2 separate regions of the Homo sapiens genome follow, and region 1 is linked to region 2. A link is a loop called in an ENCODE intact Hi-C map of the cell type or tissue named here. Cell type or tissue: thyroid gland. All regions are shown on one strand. Each heading gives the region's core, and the rest is flanking DNA. Links, peaks and the distances in the headings are about the cores only. Region 1 has its middle 390 kb from the start of CCSER2. Region 2 has its middle 290 kb from the start of CCSER2.

What was found. Peaks named below come from ENCODE experiments on the same cell type or tissue, not always from the same donor. Only the 100,000 strongest peaks of a DNase experiment are listed, where the experiment ranks them.
Region 1: it touches region 2 in a loop (2.2-fold over the local background); 11 of 110 quality-filtered maps call a loop at or near these places.

The regions. Positions count from the first base shown.
Region 1 is chr10:84,714,463-84,717,375 of GRCh38, forward strand. No RefSeq gene overlaps it. Among named protein-coding and RNA genes, the nearest start is that of CCSER2, 390 kb to the left of the region's middle. In thyroid gland, for the core only: a CTCF peak has its summit at 1,596 (motif pointing left); a DNase peak (open chromatin) is centred at 1,589.
Region 2 is chr10:84,612,472-84,615,384 of GRCh38, forward strand. No RefSeq gene overlaps it. Among named protein-coding and RNA genes, the nearest start is that of CCSER2, 290 kb to the left of the region's middle. In thyroid gland, for the core only: CTCF peaks have their summits at 1,144 (motif pointing right) and 1,356; a DNase peak (open chromatin) is centred at 1,120; H3K27ac peaks cover 532 bases.

The DNA of each region.
Region 1 (2,913 bases), core at 308-2,807, 100 kb after region 2:
ACAGGTGAAGTCAATGGCGGGAATGAGATTAGAATTGGAGGGGAGATTGGGAATGAAGTCTAGGGCATTAGTACCTTGATGAACTTCTCCATTTCAAAGTAGAAAGAGGAAGAGGAGAGAGGGAAGGTGTATTACTCTGCTTGGGCTGCCATAACAAAATACCAAATACTGGACAGCAGCATAAACAACAAGAGTGTCTTGTTTCACAGCTCTGGAGGCTGAAAGTCCAAAAATCAAGGTCCACAGGGTCAGGCTCTGTTGAGGACTCTTTTCTTGGCTTGCAGATGGCCACCTTCTCATTGCATCATCATGTGGCCTGTTTTTGTTGTGTGCAAACAAGGAGATGGAGGGAGAAGCAGGAAGAAAGAGAAAGTGGGAGAGAAAGAGCTCTCTGGTGTCTCTTCTCATAGGAACACTAACCGCATCTGATCAGGGCCCCACCCTTATTACCTCATTTAACCTTGACTATCTCCATAAAGTTGCTATCTTCAAACACAATCACATTGGAGGTTGGGACTTGAATTGTGTACCCCCTCCCCTAACTCATATTAGGGGAGGGGGGACCCAATTCAGCTCATAGCAGAATGTGACTTAGAAAAATAGAAGAGGTAAGGAAGAATTTGAGGGACAGCAGGGAAACTGGGGGATGAGAGAAGTTCTTGAAAATGCAAGGCCAACAATGTCAAAAGATGCAGTAATAATAATAAAAAAAGAATAGCTACAATGTCATGTGTAACTATTGTGGGTAACCCTTTACATGAGTTACTTCGTAATTCCTCATATCATCCTGTGCTGTCAGTCCCTTTTTGAGTTGAAGAAACTGAAGTTGGTAGAAATTGAGTAATGTGATGGCGCTTCCCCAGCTGGTTAGTGGAGAGCCAGTTTTCAAACATGGGTTTCTGATCCCAAGTTGTGTATTATTTCCATTGTGCTCAGTTGCTCTCCTGGCGGGAGGTTGATGTTGAGAAGAGGTCACAGGGTTGGAGGGGTTTTGGGATGGGTCAGTGATGGTATGAGAAAAAGGGTGCTGGTCTAACTTAGGCCCATGGGCTATATTTTCTGACCCTTGCTAAGAGAAACATAACTGTGACTGTAAAGAGAGAGGGAGGTTAGTGGCTGGTTAGGGATGGGTCAATGGTGGTATGAGAAAAAGAAGGGCAGGTTTCAGGATGTGGGTTATACGGGGAAGTGGGGAAGTGCAGCCTGGTAAATCTTAGACCATTGTGCGGATTGTAAGTGCCCTTTGACATGTTGTCTATTCATGGGAAAGATGACTCTATAGTCAGTAGCTCTAGGAAGCCCAGCATTCTGTGTTTCTTGGTATCAGAACGCATTTGCACAACATTGGATGTTTTCTTCCCTACCCTTGCTTATTGGAGCTGCATCGCTGGCCAAAAGCTCTGCATGGGTTTTGACTGCAGGCAGGTGCAACCCAACAGCACCTCACCTCAAGCATGCACCTGTACCTGATGCTGCCTGCTGTCACCATGGGTCTCTTCTCTGGTTCCCACAGGTTGTTGGATACATTTCCCCCTGATTCCTGCATTACACACAATCCTGCAACGTGGTGTACACAGGAGCCAGCATCTGCCCCCTAGTGGCAGCCAACTTGGCAGTGCAGCCTCATTTTCCCTCTCTGCTTCCCCCGCCTTGTCCCTGTCATGCTCCTTGGGATTGTACTTCCTAACAAGGCACATAAGTCTTCCTAAATAGTGCAGAAATCTTCTGCCTCAGGCTCATTTCTTTTGAAAATGAAGCTTTTACATGCAGGCCATAACACCCCTTCCTTTAGAGATTCACAGTGTGTGTAAGCATAATATAGTTTCTTTTTTTTTTTTTTTTTTTTGAGACGGAGTCTCGCTCTGTCGCCCAGGCCGGACTGCGGACTGCAGTGGCGCAATCTCGGCTCACTGCAAGCTCCGCTTCCCGGGTTCACGCCATTCTCCTGCCTCAGCCTCCCGAGTAGCTGGGACTACAGGCGCCCGCCACCGCGCCCGGCTAATTTTTTGTATTTTTAGTAGAGACGGGGTTTCACCTTGTTAGCCAGGATGGTCTCGATCTCCTGACCTCATGATCCACCCGCCTCGGCCTCCCAAAGTGCTGGGATTACAGGCGTGAGCCACCGCGCCCGGCCTGCATAATATAGTTTCTAAGAATTTTTACAGAAAAAGCCTCTGCATAATCCAGAGAGCCCTAAGCTTATTAAACTTTGAGTCTCTTTTTTTATTTTAAATATTACACTAATTCAACTCCAAGGATTATAGTGTTCTACAATGTATGGGACACAGATTGAGTTTAGCTTGTGTAGTCTATTTCCAAGGGAAGGGATCAGCAAACATTTCCCTATAATGGGCCATATAGTAAATATTTAAGGCTTTGCAGGCCATAAGGTCTCTGTCGCCACTACTGAACGCCAGCATTGTAGCCAGAAGTAGGCATAGATAATGGAGAAATGAATGGGCATAGCTTTATTTACAAAATAAGGTGGTGGGCTGAATTTGGCCCATGGGCCATAGCTTGCTGACCCCTGCTAAGAGAAACATAAGTGTGAATGGAAAGAGAGGGAGGTTAGTGGCTGGTTAGGGAAAGACAGCAGAACTGAAATGAGGGAAAAATGCAAGGAAACTGAGGGTGATCTCCTCTCACTGCTAAGTGTCTCTCACCTTTCTTCGTGTGCCTCCTGAATTCCTTGATATGGTCAACAGAGCAAGCATAGAAAATAACCTCTCACCCTTCTTTGTGTGCTTCCTGAATTCCTTGATATTGTCAACATAGCAAGCATGGAAAATAACCTCTCACTTTGCCTATAATCTGTTTGGCATGATCAAGGTAGGTCAGCTGTTCAGAGTCACCTTTGACCTCCCTGCCCTTGTACATAGATGTACAGCATTTCCAGAGTCCTTCTCAGCCCTG
Region 2 (2,913 bases), core at 164-2,663:
GAGCCCCAGCCCTTGTCTGCAGCAGGGGGTTGAGTAGATACCTAAGGGTCCTCCCAGTTAGACAGATGCTGAGATTCTGATCCGGAGTCTCACATAGCCCTGTTGTCCTGTCTGCTTTTGGGAAGGAGCTTCCTCCTGAAGGAAACTGACCATGACTATGCGAGTGGCCAGGCTCCCACTCTTATCATCCATCTGCTTCATATGGCAATAGCTTGATCGTCATTTCTTTCATTACCAAAGTATTAAAATATGTAACAATAGAAAAAAAAAGAAAAATGACAGGAATAAGCATTATAGTCCTCTTTCCTAGGGACAGCCCCTGCTGACACGAGGGGGAGCATCTTTCCAGTCTTTGTCTTGTGCTTATAGTTCATGCTTTATCTTTGCCAGATCATTTCTTCTTAAATACAGCGTTATAACGTGACTTTCAGCAATTGAATAACGTGAACGCTTTATTCTAGCATTCAAGGCTGTCTATCTTTACAGACTTGTCTTTTACGCTTTCCCTCTCTGTGTCTCTCACTCGCACTCTTGCTTCTCCCCAAATGAACCCTGTCGATCCCCTCTCATGCTGTAGAAGCCATCTCCCGGGGCTTAGCACTCCACCTCTAAACTGAATCTATTCTGTGACGCTGGGAAATTCTGACTTAATCATTCCGCACCTTGCTTCCTTGATTACTCCACAGTATCTTTTGTGTTCCTGATCTTATGTCATTTCTGAAGGCTTACCGTATCCTCTGGCTGTCTGTCCACTCTGCTTGTGTGTTCCCACAGCTGTTATTCATACCTTAATCGGCACCTTTCTCACTGTATTGTAATTGTCTGCATGCTTCTTATTTAACGCCAGTTCTGGAGCTGCCCGCAGTGTTGCACGCTGAGTATTTGCTGTCTGGGTTGAGTGTGTGTGTGCGGCTGGTCAGATGCCAGGCGCTGTCTGTGTCACCCAGTGTGTGCACATGGTTGGTTACTTGGGTGTCCTGCTAAACCATGAGCCCCCTGCAGGCAGAGTCCACACAGAATGGATCCATTCCCATTTGTAGGGCTGGGAAAAGCTCCTCCTGGCAGGGCTGGGTAGACTCTGGCCTGTGACGCTTAGGGCTGGCTGAATTCAAGACCACAAGATGTCAGTGTTGTCTCAGCCACAGAGGAACAGCCAGGGCTGTGGCTCTTATGCCTTGCCTAGGTAATTCTGTGAGTTGGGCAAAGCCCAATTTAAACAAAATATGTGTGTCTGTGTGTTATCTTTTGCCCTGTCTTCAAATCCAACAGCCAACAGAGTAGGTGGCCAGTGAATTCGTTGCTGATCATGGGTCTTGTCAAGGTACAGAGGCAACGTGTCTTTCTTGGGGGAACTGGGGGACTGCCATTCTCAGCTCTGACCTCCAGTCAGCAAGTCCAAGGGCACCGCCAGGAGCAGCACCCCTACTGGTGGTGGATGACAGAATGACAGAATTTCTGAGTTCTCACTTCTAGCTTGGAATGTCAGAAGGGTGTTGAGCAGGAAATCAGAAGGGCTGGGTCTGTCCTGACTCTGCCCCATGAAGGATTAAAAACTCAGGAAAGGCACATGATTCTCCAAGTCTCCAAGCCGCATTTTCCCCTAGATGGGCTACCTGGATTAGCAGTGAGCTACCTGATCCCCAAGGCTGTGGCTTCTGCATGTGGCCTCTAATCTATTTCCAGGTGAATGGTTACAAAGCCGTCTTCACCCTGTATCTTCGCACATGACCTAGTTGCAAATCTGTTAGTGGCCAAAACCAGCATCAGTGTTCTCATGGATGTTCTGCTATTCATTCAGTAGCAGATGAAATTCGGATTACTTTAAAAGCAATTTTTAAAAAAAATTTTGAATGGAAAAAAGTAATTTCCAGTAAATATGTTAATTTTCCTTGAACTTGTTCTTAGCAAAACTTTTTCTGTCCTGGATGCTCTCCGTAGGCCCTCTTGATTCTATTCTGGATCTTTTTTTTTTTTTTTTTTTGAGATGGAGTTTCACTCTTGTTGCCCAGGCTGGAGTGCAATGGTGCGATCTTGGCTCACCGCAACCTCTGCCTCCCGGGTTCAAATGATTCTCGTGCCTCAGCCTCCTGAGTAGCCAGGATTACAGGCATGCACCACCACGCCCGGCTAATTTTTGTATTATTAGTAGAGATGGGGTTTCTCCATGTTGCTCAGGCAGGTCTCAGACTCCTGACCTCAGGTGATCTGCCCTCCTCGGCCTCCCAAAGTGCTGGGATTATAGTCATTCTATTCTGGATCTTAATGCCATTCCAGAAAGCCAAGCACCTTAAGGCTTCACAAATATTCTGATTTTGCATAGACACTGTTGAAAAGAGCATCTTTATAATAAATTCCAAATTGATTGTATTATTTAATATCTTCTAAAGACATCACAATGACTTATTGATTTTTTGAAATTAAAATTAAAAACAAACCTACACAATTGTTTGTAATTCACCAGATGTCAGGATCTGGGATCTGCTGAAGCCAAAGCCTCATTTTAAAATGTTGAAAAAACATTTCAATGAAAAATCAATAAAATATATGACAGTAATGAAAAGATGAATAATGATCTGAAACAGACCCTTCCCTTTGATTCAATGTTATACAAAAACATTGAAAGCATCCAAAATGTAACTTGACTATAAGGTTAAAGTTGGGATTGGGAATGGGTAGAAAAGATATGGCAGAGGGAAGGAGTGCTTACTTTCCAGGTACTGTGTTAAGCACTCAAGTTCCCCAGTTGTTTACAATATATTTGAAATATGAACATATGGACTTATTTCTGCTGCTGCTATAATAATTCCTATTCACATAGTTAGATTCCCAGTGTCCCAGGTCTCATCTGCACAGCTGTAGCTGACTTGGGGAAGAGGTGACTCTAACAAGCTTGTGAGGCTGGAATAAATACAT